2 separate regions of the Mus musculus genome follow, and region 2 is linked to region 1. A link is a loop called in an ENCODE intact Hi-C map of the cell type or tissue named here. Cell type or tissue: left cerebral cortex. All regions are shown on one strand.

Region 1 (8,000 bases):
AAATCAAATTTGTCTCAGCCTTAAATGTATCCTTTTATGTTGTTTTTTGTTGCTTCAGCAACATGGTATACTGAGAACTTAATAAGCCACTTGCCTTTACTACAGAAAAATTCTCCTTTTAAAAATGTGTTATTTCGATATAATGATTTTCTTTGGTTGCTAATAAAATAGCTTTAGAAGCTTCAAGGAAAACTGGTAACTTCTCTTCCTTTACTGCATAGGAACTGGCTGTCCACAAAAGATTTTTATTCTCCCAATTTTGAACCATGTGAACCTATTAAAAATAACATAATGTTCCCAATTTGGAATGACTTGAACTTACTCAAAACAATCAAACAAGTTCTGTTTTTTAGTACAGCCAGCCTCCCTCCGTCCTACGGGCTACAGGTGGGACACCGGTCCTTCCTGGCAGGGCTATGTCACACCAGCTCTCAACAAGAGAGAGCCCTTTACCTCTAGGTTGAAGAGCATGTTAAAGTCAGGAATGCAGACGTGTTTGTCCTCCATTTTCCTTCGCATGTTCTTGATGGCATGAATTGACGTCTCATAATAAATCTGAGGCCTCCTGCGCAGAGGGAAGTCCTTCACCCAACTGCAGCAGATCTCATGTAGTTTGCTGAAGACAGAACGGGCCAATTTCACTGTCTCAATTTCTGTGAAGGAAGCAGAGACCCCAATAAAGAGCCATGTAACGCTGCTCCCCACTCCCCTACCTGGTTGGACAGAAGTAGTTCACTCCAGTCACATCCTCCTTAACTCAAGGAAAAGACACTACCTAGCAGAGAGCCATCAGCTGCCACCAAGATCACCCTCTGTGGCAGAAGAAAGCCTCTGATCAGGCCAGGCTTGTTCACAGCCCTTTGCCCTCTAGCCCAGAGCAGCCTTCACTGTGGACGACTGCTAGGATTATCACATGGCGAGCCAAGCCTTCTAGGCTCAGAAGAGAGACTGAACCGTGAGCAGTGGATGTATATCCAGCCACTCAGAACAGGAAAGGCTTACGAAGACTCCTGGCTCTCCTTCCTGATCTCTTTTATGTCTTCTGTCTGCTATAACGAACTGACAACTTGCAACGAATTCCAGCTCTATCATTTGGAACTGAGTTATATATTTTCCTTGATATATTATCAATTAAACTTTTAGGCAGTAGTTTAGTCAATAGAGTAATTGATAGGTTAAATGTTTATTTGGGGAAGGCAACCTGAATTCTATGTGTACTATTGATTTTTAAATTTTATTATTATTATTATTATTGTTTGGTTTTTAAAAGCAAAGTTTCTCTGTGTAGCTTTGGCTATCCTGGAACTCACTCTGTAGACCATGCTGACCTTGAAATCAGAGATCCACCTCTCCCTGCCTCCAGAGTGCTGGGATTAAAGGCATGTGTGATACCATGACTAGCCTTATTTTTTTGTTTGTTTGCTCATTTGTTTGTTTATTTTCAAGTCAGCCTCTGCCTTAAGTTTTCGACAACCCTTCCCCAGTGCTGGGACTGTAGACACACACCAGCATCACCTGGTTTACGTCCCCTTCACTCTACAGTTGACCCAGTTAACATCTGGCTTCTGAAGCCGACTTGTATCCCTTGGCACATGATCAGTGCATTGAAGAGACCGTATCTAACATCTCTAACCACCTAGTCTTCCGCTCAGTTTGCAGTTACTCAAGTAACCAAAGATTAGGGTTTCAGTACTTTAGATGTTCCTCCTATAATATCTCAGTTTTTAAAAAAAAAGCCTCCTAAAAGTTGCTTTACTAAATCAGACACAGCTTGACAGCCCGAGGAAGTATGTGGCAGACGGGCAATGGTTACAGATGCTTCCTGTAGCCTAGAACAGAAACCCAGAGGAAGAGAGACTGTGTGTTCCTCGGCAGCATGGAACCTGGACTCCCATTTCTTTACTTCCAGTCTCGGGTTAGCCTTGAATCTGTGACTCCATTTCTGTTCTTATGCATAATTCTTACATTAATTTTCCTTCTGTTTTATAGTACTGAGGCTAGAACTCCAGCCCTGTACATCCAGACAAACACCGTGCACATGCTCTATCTCTTTGAGACAGAATTCCTCTATAGAGCCTAGGCTGGCCTCAGATTCAAGCAGGATCCTGCTATAGCCTCCCAAGTGCTGGAGTTAGAGTTCCCCAAGTTATAAATTATCACATCCAACACAAACTGCACCACCCCTTTTCTGAGACAGGGTCTCACTCTGTTCCCAGGCTGGCCTGGTCTGGAATTCCTTCTCCCTCAGCCGACTCAGTACAGGGATTAGAGGTGTGAGCCCCTACATCAACTCAGAACTCTTAACATCTTTATATCCAGAAAGTGTCAAAAGATTTTATTTCTGGTCTCTTTATTACTAATATACAGCAGTCTTCTTTATGTCTTGAACATATTTATGTATTTGCTCATTTGTTTGTTCTGAGACAGTCTCATAGCACAGGCTGCTCCCATCTCACCAGTGCTGTGGTCTGTGGGCATGCACTACCACACCCAGCCGCCCCTTCTCAGTTTTATATAACTGAAAAGCAAGGGTGTATTTGAAAAAGAATGAAGTTCAAAGAACAAATACTCCCTGAGGAGTTATATACATGAACAAGTCCATAAACAGCCAAATATTTTTATTGCTTTAAGCAACTCCAGATGTTTATTCCTCTTAAGTACTAGAGCTCATAGAGACTGCAACAGGAGGTATCCCTACCCCCGTGCAGACTTGACATGACTGTGTCCTCAGTTGACACAAATCACAAAAGAGGCCTACAAAGCATGCAGAAACTCCAAGGAGAACGGGTGGAATACACGACACATTCCCAGATACCCAGCCAATGATATAAACAATTCCATCTTTCTGTGGTTCGTATATCGCGGTCATTATATACACCACCCTGTCCAGTAAGGGAACTAATAAAATTTAAATGTTAAGGACTAGTGAAAGGGCTCAGTGGTTAGGAGCACAGGTTGCTCTTGTAGAGGATTCAAGTTCAGTTCCCAGCAACCACATGGCAGCCTCTGCCTCCTGAGTGCTGCGATTAAAGGCGTTTAACCAGTTCCTGCTAAAGAGAGGTTTTATGTGTCCTTTCAGTGGGACCTCACTGCCTGTGCTGTAAGCCCTTAGCGGTGTATGTGTCCCTCTGTACTGTGTGGGCCAACAGTGTCCCCGTAGAGACCCTAGCTGTGCAGCTCACACCTACTGATTTGTGTGAAATGGCTAAGAGATTGGCAGATGGTTGAGATCTCAACAGCCTGCAGATGATTCTGAGTGATATCCTAGGAAAAATTTCCAACATTGTGATCAATGACATCTATTTTTTTTAAATCAACTTTATTTTACTTTTATTGTCTTGTGGGGTTCAGCTAATTCTCCAGAGCCAGCATTTGGGGCAGCACACAGCCCTGAGACAGTCTCCAGCAGGGGTGCTATAGAACAGTAGTATATAAATAATAGCCACTTGAGATGGAAAAATAAAACAAAATAAGGGGCGTGAGAAAGTGAGAACCATCCAGGCAGCAGCCCACCCACTCACAGCTGTAAACTGCTCGTCAGTCGCTAATGTCACTGTGTCGAGCTGCAGCTGAGTCAGCTGTCACCCCTCTGCAGTTGAGCAGAACTTTTCATTACAAGGGCTTTGCTTTCAGCATCAGCATCAGGGGAAAGACCGTGCCTTGTTAGAAAGGCTCCATTCAGCTTGGCTCTGGGACAATGTGGTTCTAGGTGAATCCGTTATTCTCAGTAAGAACAAGTAGTAACTCCCTCCTTGACAGTTTTCTGTCACAGTCCAGAGAGAGACGGGAAGAGCAGGAATGCCACACAGTCTCTGGGATGGCTTTCTATTTATAACACATGCTCTGTTCCTTATGTACCATGTTGATAGGCAAGTGCTTAGAATAGAACAGAAGGGCTAAGCATGGTAGCGCATGCTGTGATCTCAGCGCTCGGGAGACTACAGCAAGGCAGTGAGTTGAAGGCCAGCCTGAGGCTACAGAGTTAAGACCCTGTCTCAAAGCCAATAAATATCAATGAAATATCACCCTCAAAATTTTGGAGTAGTAAGCTAGGGATGTTACTCTGTTGGTAGAACACATACTTAGCATGTAAGAAACTCCAGGTTCCGCTCCCTGCACCAAACATAGAAGTGTATGGTGGGTTACTCAGGCCCTGATTTTATACAAATAGTTTGCTTAATCATTTTCAAGTATGGTTAAACCCAATATGTAAGCTGGAAGCCAGTGTGGCAGCACATTCCTGTAACTCAGCCTCTTGGGTTGCTGCGTGGGAGGAGCGTGTTTCAGGCCAGCCTGGGCAGTCAGCAAGACCTGTCTCAAAACATTCTGAGCAGTGTGTGAGGAGCATCATGTCCAGGGCCTTGGGCTCAGTTCCATTGACACCAGGGCTGAGTGTGGGAATGACTGCTGAGCCTTAATCCTTATCAACAAAGACACACAATGATCCGTGTAATAAATAAATTACGTTACATATCTGTCAGTGCTGTGTTTTAGTGGATATAAAACTTAACAAGATGGATGAGTCTTGTTCTAAGTTTTAAAAACTGTTGTATGCTTTTATGTGTATTCTTCAGGATGACATCTTAGAAGAGATGGGGTGTATTTGGGGTGGTGCCGCCATGGATAAACAAAATGTTTTACACAGGTTCTTCTTAAACTCGACTTTCCTCATCATTTTCCTTTGTTGTGCTCAAACTGGGTATTTTTAGTTAAGAAAAGGTCTATGCCTGACCCTGTCTAGAATGCCTAGGCTCCAGTGACCTTCCTGCCATGGCCTCCTAAGTAGCTGAGACTGCAGGTACACACTTCTGAGCTCAACTCCATTGTATACACTTGCTCCTTACCAGATAGCAATGTCAATTTCCTGTTTCTAGTACTTCCCATGTACCATTATATTTAATTTTATAAAAATAGTTTATTTTCAAATATGTGTGCGTGTGCTTAGATTTTTTTCTTTCCTCTTTTTATTAATTTTTAAGAAAAAAATTCCTTACTACTGTCTAGACACTAGAAAGTATATGTAGTTGGGTTTAATATGCTATAGATATTTTCTGTAGCTATCTGTCCATGAGAAAATTTTAGTATGTTTAAACAAATAATGGAGAAAGGTGCTCACCCACAGTCCCTTCTGTGCCGTCCGTTTCCTTTGGGATACAGTGAGCAGAAAGGTCACTCTGGAGGACTTCATCTGATGTGGCTCTGGCTAAAGCAGCAGCCAGAAAGGAAGGGCAGTTACTGGAAGAGAAGCACAAGCTATCCTCAGTAAGAACTCGGAAGCGATACTCTAATGTGCCACAATACATGTCATGCTGTGTTATCCCAGATTCTCCCTTACCATCCAGTGTGTTATTTGACGGACCCCCTGCTAGGTGCTGGATAGATATTAGTGAATACCTCAGGGCTAGTCCCTGACCAGATTTACCATCCCACTGGGTAGGCAGGTGGTTAAGCAAGTAAACTAACAGAATGCAACCTGAAAGTCAGATAAACTTTGTAAAGGAAACAATACGGTGACCCCTACAGTGATACCTACCTCGGTTGGGTGGACAGTCATGCCATACCCTTAAACGTGAAAAAGATAGCATTATAGGGACGTGGGAAGGCAGGATGAAATACTTCAGACTAGCATTTGCACAGGCCTTTATGAGAACTGTTTTTGAGTCACAAATTTTTGAGCAAGGAAGTGCCACGGTGAGCTAGAAGCTAAAATATTCCCTTGGTTTGCTGTGCACAGGAAGTTAGAATGTAGCAAGAATGAAAGATGGGCAGTAAAGGACACTGAAAATCCACAGAAGGGGGTAGTGGGAGGGGTGGGACAGGAGTAAGAGCGTGAGAAAGGTAGGCACAAAGGGGAGGGGCGTGAGGAAGAATGTGAGCACTGGGGTTGGGGAGGGAGGTATACTTTGGAGAAAGATGCTGCAGAACTTGGTGACAGTTGGGTTGAGGCGAGTGAACCAGACAGGATTGAGAAGTCCTGGGTTGTCTGAACAGCTATGGGCCGACAGGAGCAGGACAAGAGATTTGAGGACATGGGCTAATGCAGAAAACAAGAGTTCATTTTAGCATGTTAAGGTAGAAATGATGATGAGATATTTTATAAGAGTATAAAATTATTTTGGGGGGTATAAAATTATTAACTGACATTTCAGAGAGACGCTCAGATTTGAAAACTGAGATAGAATTCAGACAGAGAATCTGAGAATCACAAGGTGCTCTTTGAAACTATAGGAATAGCAGTGAACATGGGGAGAACGAGGAGACAAATGCTCTATACTGTAGCATATACATTGCTTTAGATACTATGGAATGTGAGGCAGAGAGTTTGCCTCGGTTTTCAGGTTAGATGCAACTGTAAACAAGGAGCTTTGCTCATGGGATCGCACTGGCACATACAGTGACTCTCTAGCCTGAGCCTGATGCCATCACGGGGTGAGGCTTTGGGAGGCACAAAGCGGGAGAGAAGGAGAAAGAATGTGGCATGTATGGATGCTATGACCTGTGACCAGAAGGCTGTGGCAGGCTTTCTCTGTAGCAGGCTACAGTAGGATTTCGGGTCCCATGTTTTGTTTTTCTTTAACTTAGAGCCTCAGGCCTGCTAGCCAAGTGCTTTCCCATGGAGTTCCAGCCCCAGGTCCCGTGCTATTTTAGAACCTTGTCATTTCACATAAAGTCTGTTGCTTTTTTCTTTACATGTGGTTAGACCTGAGAACTTGCTTTTTAAGGGCAAAGTAGGCTCCCTGGCTACCCTCGCTGTTTGCTTTCTTCCCCTCTCTAGACTGCTTGTTCTTGGAACCCAGCAGCCATACTGTGAGGAAGTCCAAACCAGCCAACCTGGAGAGACGGCATGCACAGGGTCCCACGGATATGAGCTGAGGCCCCTGGCCCCAGCTAACAGCCACCATCAGCTGTCTGACGTGTAAGTGCACAGGGCTTCAGACAACACCAGTCTTCAGCCTGAGGCTCCCAATCCCATGGAACAGAAATGGGAACGTGCTGCTCCAGTCTGAAATCCTGACCAAAAGAAACTATAGTATAATAAATGACTTTATTATGCCACTATGTTTTGTCATAATTTGTTCAACAGCAACACTGTTACTGAAATCCAGTATTTTAAAGCTTGCTAGAAGACAGGAACCTACAGAGATTAGAAAGAGCCAGGCATGGTAACACACACCTTTAATCCCAGCACTCCAGAGGCAGAGAGGCAGGCAGTCTGTGAGTTGGACCAGTCTGGCCTACAAAGTGAGTTCCAGACCATCCAGTATTACACGGTGAGACCCTGTCTGAAACGCACCCCCCCCCAAAACACACACACACACACACACACACAGAGAGAGAGAGACTGAAGAGCTAGAGAAACTCTAAGAGGAGTCAGGGGAGTTAAATGTTTGAAGGAGGAGGCCTGGGTGATTGTAGCATCCCTGCTGAGCAAAGGAGCTGAAGAAAAGGGTAGGGAATCTATTAGCAAGTAAATTGATTGGGGGAGGGAGATGAGTGTTGGTGTTAGGAGGGTGGGCAGTTGGATAATTCAGTGAGAGGGAAAATATCTCAAAAATGATAGGGGAGGGGGTAATCTCCATATATAAAAACACCAATCCAAACGTCATTGCCCAGGGCTGCTGTGGAGTAGAATGCTTGGCTAGTGTGCACAGGCCCTGAGTTGAGTCCCTGCTTCTTCCTCTCTCCCATTAAAAAAGGAAAGACATCGTTCCTCCTTAGAATGGGGAACAAAATACCCATGGAGGGAGTTACAGAGACAAAGTTTGGAGCTGAGACAGAAGGAAGGACCAACCAGAGACTGTCCCACCTGGGGATCCATCCCATAAATGGCCACCAAACCCAAACACTATTGCATATGCCAGCAAGATTTTGCTGAAAGGACCCTGATATAGCTGTCTCTTGTGAGGCTCTGCCAGTGCCTGGCAAATACAGAAGTGGATGCTCACAGTCAGCTATTGGATGGAACACAGGGCCCCCAATGGAGGAACTAGAGAAAGTAC
Region 2 (8,000 bases), 110 kb after region 1:
GAGGAACGTCTCCAGAATCTCTGATTACATCAGAGATAGTCCTAAGTGTAGATGCCAGTGAGAATTCTGAAAACTGGGACTTGGGTGGGACTCAGAATGTCATACTCTGAGCACTGCGCCACATATTTGCACTGGATGATGTACTCCTGAGCATAGGACACTCTTGACTTCTGCTGCTTTTGTAGAGTACACCTCTTCCTTGGGCTGGTTTTAATCTATACCTTGTCCTTGCAATAAACTATATTCATAGTGGTCAATGACTTCTATTTGTCTTTCTAGAGAATTCCTGGATTTGAGGGTAGTTTTGAGAAACCCCAAACATTCAGCGCTGGTCTTAGAAATGAGGGTGGTCTTATATGATCTCTTTCTTCTAAACTTTGTTGAAATTCTGTCTTTAAAGTTGGGATCAGAAGTCTTGTATTAACTCACACAGTAAAAGAAGAGAACTGACTCCCAGAAGCGCGCACACACACACTATACATATATATGTAATATTATTACTAATATTAGTGTATATGTACAGTAATATATATTAGTAATACATATTACTACTAAAATTTTTTAATGTTTTAGTATAACACTTAAAAAATCTATATAATCTGAAGCTGGAGAGATGGCTTGGTGGTTAAGAGCACTCACTGTTCTTCCAGAGGACTCAGGTTCAGTTCCCAGCACCCACATGATGGCTCACAACCATCTGTTAACTATGCATGTGGTGCACTGACACAGACATATGTCAACTAAACACAGAGAGAGAGAGAATAAATAAAACTTAAAAAGAAAAAAAATCTATATGACTCAGTCCGATAGTAGTAACTCTGGCCACAAAAAAAGGTAAATAAAATGAACAAGAGGGAATAGTGTAAGTGAAACATTTACAAGGTTAAATAGACAAATCAAATGTGATATCAGGAATATGCTCACGACAAAAAGTATCAGGTGTCAGGCTGGAGCTGGAGCTGAGGGTGTAAGGCTAACCTAGCTTGAAATCCCCACAACACAGCAAACAGCCACTCCCAGATTACCAGGGTTTTAGACACCAGGTGGAAGCTGTTCCATTATCAGTCAAAGCAAGGATGGAGGCAGAGCTGGGAGCCATTAGCACAACCACAACAGCCAATCACGTGAGTGAATGGTATTGAGGACAGAGCAGTCTTGAGATGGTCAAGGACAGAACATCGGCATAAGAAGACGGGAAAGGCTATTTGAAAACTCTCAGCAAAGTGCCAGCCTCAAAGGCCAAGAGAAGAGAAAACCTTGGGAACTACGACTGACACTAAGCTGTATTTATGTCACCCTTTTTGTGTGTGTAAGTCGTCTCCACTTTTTTTAGTGACTTTATTACTCTTTATAAGGAAGTGTTTCATTTTTGAGATGAGTGATGATTTTCATGTGCATGTACGTAAAAACGAAACAAAGCTGAACGATTTTCTGACCTTTCCCAAAGTCATTCATGATTCAACAGAACTGAATTATTAGTGTCTATAACTGGTGATTTTGTCTTCCAAACCATTCTAAAAGTGCCATCTTCAATGCTACATCGAGCCATCTGTAACTACTTAACTTCGCCAGCCTGCTGTGATAGCTCCCTTCCCCTTGGGAAGCCCATCCCAGCCGAAAGGAATAACCGAGAAAACAACTGCTTTGAAAATGTGACAACTCAGCTTTAAAATGAGACTTCAGTGTATTTGATCCTCACAGATTAAAACAAATTGATTCTTAGTGTTGCATGGGGCTGGGGGACGCACAGTACTGACTGACTTATTAATCTATGCAAGTTGCTTATACCCTCGAATTCAAGTTGAATATAACATCAGTTATAATGTCTTAAGTGAGAATTAGGAAGTCAGGAGATGTGGCTTAATGGTAGAATGGATACCTACCAGGAGAAAAGGAGCCAGGCATGGGATCCTAGTACTTGGAAGATGAAAGCAGGAGAACCTTTCCATAGGTGGGATGGGAGCTGTTGATATTTTAAAATTATTGCTCTTTCAAAATTACATGTTGCTTTTGCCTAGGAATGGGATACTGATATACAAGTTTTATATTTTGAAGCAGTAAGGTAAAATTTTTATCCTAAATATTACTCTAAAATACTTTTTAGCCAGAGATGGTAGCTTACCCCATTAAGCCCAACACTTAGGAGACAGAGGCAGGAGAATCTCTATAGGTTCCAAGCCAGCCTGGTCTACATAGTGAGCTACAGGGCAGGCAAGGCTATACTGAAACCTTGTCACAAACACCCAAATCTCAGCCTAGTGGTGGTGGCTTGTGCCTTTAATTCCAGCACTCAGGAAGCAGAGGTGAGTGGATTCCTGTGAGTTCGAGGCCAGCCTGGTCTACAGAGTGAGTTCCAGGACAGCCAGGTCTACACAGAGAAACCTTGTTGAGAGAAAACAAAACAAAACAAAAATCCAAATAAACAACAAAACCAAACCTCCTCTCAAAAAGATTTCTTTACTTTTATTTTTTTGTGTGTGAACTGTATATATGTACACCACATCCGTGCTTGGGCCCATTGAGGATAGGAAAGGGCACAGGATCCATTGAAGTGGAGTTAAAGGTAGTCATGAGCCACTAGACATGAGTGCTGGAACCAAATCTCCATCTGTATACAATAGCAGCAAGCGTCCTTCTCCAGCTTCTAAGACATTTTCAAGTTGTCTAAACCTTCACTCTTTTCTTAGCTACATAACTTGGTTTTGTTGCTGCTGCTGTTTGAGGGGTTTTGTTTTGGGACAGGGCTGCTATGTAGCCTGGCTATTCTGGAAATCTCTCTGTAGATCAGACTGGTCTCAGAACTCAAACAGATCAGCCTGCTTCTACCTCCCTAGTACTGGGATAAACGGTGTGGGCCAGCACTGGCCTGCGATCTTGCTAACTGTTTTAAGTCACTTCTGAGTTTACCAAGATTAGGAATAACAGATGTCTTCTGTTCTTAGTCTCAAATGTGAGAGAACCAAATAATGGAGGAAAATGTGTTACTATACTACACTCCTAAGCAAAATTTCAGCTGGGCATGGTGGCAAAGGACTGGGAATATAGCCCAGTGAACTTGGTGAACATGCATGAGGCCCTAAGTTCAATTCCCAAAACAGGTGAAGAGAAAACACTGAGAGAAGTTGATATAATGTATCTTTTTAAGTCTTCTTTATCTATTTGTGGTCAGCTTTACTTCTAGGGACAGGAGAGAAGACTTGGTGGTTAAGAGTCTCAAAAAACCAAAAAAAAAAGAGCACTTACTGCTCTTCTGAGGACTGGAGTGGGGTTCCCAGGACCCATGTGTCAGCAATTAGCATCAGCCTGTCACTGCAGCTCTAGAAGATTCTACACCCCTGGCTTCTGCAGGTGCCTGCACTCACACACACATACCTACAAAGAGGCACATAATTTTCCCAGACATTTGAGGTCATCATTCCCTCTGTGACAGGTGTTTTGAGAGTCGGAGATTAAGCCAGGAAATGTTGGAATCATTTCTACAAGACTCGTTTTTTGCTTTTTGGTTTTTTTTCCAAATCTGGATAGAGGCCTCACATGTAAAATGAAGAGCTTGAACAAAACAATGGCCGAACACTACAGTTGGCTGATCCTGATTCTCCTAAGTCTTTTTTTTTTTTTTTTTTTTTTTTTTTGGTTTTTGGTTTTTCGAGACAGGGTTTCTCTGTGTAGCCCTGGGTGTCCTGGAACTCACTCTGTAGACCAGGCTGGCCTTGAACTCAGAAATCCGCCTGCCTCTGCCTCCCGGGTGCTGGGATTAAAGGCGTGCGCCACCACGCCCGGCTTTTATCTGGTGTTTTTTTTTGGAATAAAATAAAAACTAAAAATGTCATTACACATTTTGAAACATTTTTTTCATTTTGAAACTTTTACACCCACTAAAAACCTTAAAGATACATCACATAAACGAGCCAGCCATTTTATCTCGACTAGCATCAGAATAAAATACAGTACAAAGTCTGATATTATGTGAAGTCAGAGTATAAGTGTCCAATTTAAGGGGAAATAATATTTTCTAGCTGTAATTTTGCTAGTTTTAACTCAAACACAAACTTCTGTGCTTCATTGGCAATCACCTTCTCATCGTAATCATTTTTCTAATTGATATGTACATTTTGATTAATCTTGTTTCCTTATCACATTAAAAATAAAAAAACACCCACATCTTACCATTTCATTCTGTGCATCTCAGTTTTAAAAGCCTTGAAATGTTCAGACTGTACTACATTAATGGCAGTATGGGAGCGTCCCTAATCCTTAAATTGTTCTGGGAGCATATGTGTAAGGGTAAAAACTGTCCAGATAGTACTAGTCTGAGATAAATCCCTTCACTTTGGTAAATACTTCCACTATATTTAAGTGTCTGAATCATGTAATTTTTTTAAAATGGCATTCTGTAGGTCCTTTTCTGTGATAGTTAAAAAAAAAAAAAAAGAAATACTCAACCATTAATGCTGTTTATCCCCAGGTGGTGGTATTACACGCCATTTTATTTTTGCATTTCCCCAAAACACACAATTCCCCTGGTAATTGAACAGTATTTTAAAATTAATTACTGGATGGTTTATAAAGTGTGGCATCCGCACAGTCCAATTCTACAGATCTGCTCAGTGGCTTTTCCCTTTGACAGGCTGCTGCTTTTAACAGGAGAATGGTTTGATCAGTTGTCTATGAGGTCTGATGAAGACAAAATAGCTTTCTTTTCTAGCCCCCTCCAGGCTTTGGAGAAATCCAGGAAGTGGGTTTGAACTTAGCCGCAGTGAATCTTGCGATAGTAAACTTTTGGGGTGGTCAGAGTAACACCTTTCATTACAACTATTAGCTGAATGGCAAAAGACTCTCGGGTTTCCCAGTGTTTGCAGAGGCATTATTTCAGAACAATTCCATTTGGAAAGAAACGCGATTGTAAACCGTTTCTATTTCAAGCCCATAAAAAGCAGAACTCGGATGAAAGGCAAAGCCTTGACCTTTCTATTTTAGACTTGCATCTGGGTAGCTAAGCCATCTGCTTTTCTCCCACCTCCCACCCCATCTACTTAATGGACTGAAAATACTGCACTTAATTGCAATTTTATCCAACCAGGCTGACTTTTCTGACTTACGACCTCGTCTTTTCACCTAACGGCTTGCTCGGTAGGGTTTTACTTACCCTTCCTTCCCAATTCCTCCCTACCGCTCTCAATTATATGCTGTCAAATGTCTGCAAAGTATGATACTAGGCTCTCACGTAAGAAAGCCATCTATAGAGCCTTTTCATTTCAACAGTGAGCGCCTGACGGAAAATCTAGGGGTCTGGGCTCCTCTGGGCACCGACGGTATTAGCTTTGTTGCGGTTATGTAGAAAGGCACCTCTTACTGCCTGTAAAGGAGTCGCGCGTCCCCACCGCCCAACAAGGAACGCAGCCCGGGAAAGGACAGACAGACGAAGGTGGGAGGAAACCCCGGGAAGAAAGGCGCAGGGAAGAATGGGGAGCCCAAGACGGGAGGGAAGACCTTGGCAGGAAGGTTCTGGAGGAAGGTGTGCGAAGTGGCCGAGAAGCTGGCCGAGAGGGCCAGCGAAGAGGGGCCGGGGGCAGGCGGGGGGGACCCCGCCCGGGTGCCCCGCGGGGACATGGGTAGCGGGGACGGGAACCCAGGCCGGCACCCCGGGGATGGCGGCCCACCCGCGGCCGAGCCCCGCTACTTAACTATTTGTAGAGCTGCTGCAGGCACAGGTCCAGGCTCTCGCCCTCCACCTCCTCTCGGGTGATGCGCTCCGACAGCGGCCGTGGGAGCGGGGGCAGCGGTGGCAGCTGGGGCTGCGGCGGTGGCGGCACGGCCGAGTGCCCCGGGGCAGCCGCTTCCTCCTCTTCCTCCTCCTCGCCCTCCGTCGCCGTCTCCTCCTCCACCGCCTCGTCTTCGGGCTCGGGGTCTTGGTCCTGCTCCCCCTCCTCGGTCGCCTCTACCGTCGCAGCGTCCTCCCCCGGTTCCTCCCCCGAAGCCTCGGCCGCCTCAGCCGCGACTAGCTCGGCTTCGGGCTCGGGCTCGGGCTCGGATTCGGGTTCGGGCTCTGGCTCGCCGCCACCGCACGGTCCGCGGAACTCGCCCAGGAACAGCTCCAGGAAGCGCCGGTAAGTTTTCTCCTCAGGGATGCAGCCCGCCATCGTTGCTCATGCCCCGAGGTCCACCGGGAAGGGGGTGGGAGGTGAGCCCAGGAGGAGGAGGGGGCTGCTTCGGAGCCTCGCCTCCCGCTACGGAGGGGGAACGGCCGCACGGGCACCGGCGATCAGCACTGGGTTGCCTGGAGAGGGCTCCCGCAGGCGTGCGCGCCACCGAGCTCGGACGTGCGCGGCCCGGGGGCGGGGGCGGAGCGCGCCACCCCGCTCCGGTCTGGAGGGAAAGTTGGTGGCGGGCGCGCGCACAGGGTCCAGCGGCGGCCCACCCGCAATCCCTACCGAGAGCTCAGCCCACGCTGCCTAGAGACTGTCGCCATGGCAACCGGTTCTAATTAAGAATTCCAAGGTCCCTCCCGTCGAGTCTGTGGAGTGGTAAGGACGCTGGACTCCTGCACTCCAACTTCGAATGGTCTTTGTGGGGTGAAGACCCTAGTTTCATGATAAGCACTGAGACATCTCTGTTGGTTCCACCAGGAGTGTACTGACTTCAGTTTCCTTATCTGCTTGCCTTGCCGTAGTATATCTCTTGATCCGATGGCACGCAGTAAACACCTTTTACTAATGATATGTGTTGAAAAAGTAAAGGTCCAGGCACGAGCACCCAAAAAGGGTAGTTTCCTTTGTCTAGGTTCTTTCGTTTGATTCTATGTATCCTCCTTTCTCAAAAAGATGAACGTGAGAAATTAAACAGTAATTCGCTTGCTTAAAAGTCAAGACTTTCTAGCTGTGGCATTGGTGTTAGAGCCCCTTTCAAAGTCTCCAAAGCCTTTAGAATCTTTCCCCTTAACTCTGCTCTATGAAAATCTAGCTGTGCCTCGTATCTACACAATGTCTTATTTATATAGGGCTTTGCAGTTTACACGTGTTCGTCTCTAATCCTCACAGCCTTTTAAGGCAAAGGTTATTACCGTTAGGATTCTGTTTTACAGATGAGGAAACAAGCCTTCAAAACAGTGACTTTGCTCAAGGTCAAAAGCAAGCGATGCAACAAGAATTCAATCCGAGATTGAAGTGGTAGATTTCACTTGTAAGTTTTCCATCACCCAAAAACCCCTGCTTAGTTTCTGTATAATGCATGTCATTATATTATATTATCCTACCATATAATCCGTATTTTGTCTATATTTTGTTTGTTCTTCCCCACCACCTCCTGTGTCTCTTCTTACTCCCTCCCCCAAGCTAGAACTGAAATGACTTTAAATTATTCTAATTTTCTTACCAAACTATAAACAAACCTATTATTTTCAGGCTTCATGGTGATGATGTTGGTGGTGGGTGCTTTGAAGATGCTGTGCTGTACAGCTGTATGGATGATAGCATCATTGCTGCATACTACCACGTCCACGGCAGCATGTAATTCAGCACAAACATAGTGATTTTTCCCCTCTGCTTTGAAAAAACATGTACTCACAAATTATCCACTCCATCTCTCCATTTATTGTTTCTGGGTTTCAGCTGGATTTAGGATCAGAAATACCATTTCCAGTCAGTTATTAATGACAGAAGAGGGTGCGTTCTCACCAACTGTTTTCCTATAATGCTGTATTTTTAAATCCCTGACCCGATACTGTTATTTTAAGATTAAGTGGGTTGAACTTACTAATGGTATCATGTAAAATAGAGTTCTATGCTCTCTCCTAGGTCAAGATTAAATAATACATGATAGAAAGTGTATAGTAAATAATGCACTTAGAATTTTTTCTATTTTTTTTCCTAAGATGAATGGAAAGACCAAACTAGTCTGTAGAAAGAAACTGCTCCATGGGATGCCAAGAAAGCCCTCAAAGTCATTTGTTTTCGACCTACTTGCTTACTGCCATTTCAGAAAAACTAGAGAAGAGCTGGGGT

Evidence for each region. A loop is a pair of places that touch in the nucleus more often than their neighbours do. Peaks named below come from ENCODE experiments on the same cell type or tissue, not always from the same donor. Only the 100,000 strongest peaks of a DNase experiment are listed, where the experiment ranks them.
Region 2: it touches region 1 in a loop (2.3-fold over the local background); 6 of 42 quality-filtered maps call a loop at or near these places.

What each region holds. Positions count from the first base shown.
Region 1 is chr11:87,243,816-87,251,815 of GRCm38, forward strand. Ppm1e (protein phosphatase 1E (PP2C domain containing)) reads right to left here. Exons shown (of 7, transcript NM_177167.4): 2 at 5,117-5,235; 3 at 454-653. It also overlaps a transcript of Trim37 not described here. Among named protein-coding and RNA genes, the nearest start is that of Gm22883, 71 kb to the right of the region's middle. In left cerebral cortex, a CTCF peak has its summit at 3,391; DNase peaks (open chromatin) are centred at 1,868, 3,163, 3,543, 3,797 and 2 more places; H3K27ac peaks cover 2,750 bases.
Region 2 is chr11:87,352,764-87,360,763 of GRCm38, forward strand. Ppm1e (protein phosphatase 1E (PP2C domain containing)) reads right to left here and starts at 6,231. Exons shown (of 7, transcript NM_177167.4): 1 at 5,686-6,231. The coding sequence starts at 6,140. Gm33937 (a long non-coding RNA gene) reads left to right here and starts at 4,766. Exons shown (of 5, transcript XR_003949755.1): 1 at 4,766-5,130; 2 at 5,263-6,107; 3 at 7,082-7,179; 4 at 7,401-7,505; 5 at 7,871-8,000. In left cerebral cortex, no CTCF peak of the experiment used is centred here; DNase peaks (open chromatin) are centred at 4,660, 5,374, 5,781, 6,388 and 1 more place; H3K4me3 peaks cover 2,829 bases; H3K27ac peaks cover 2,490 bases.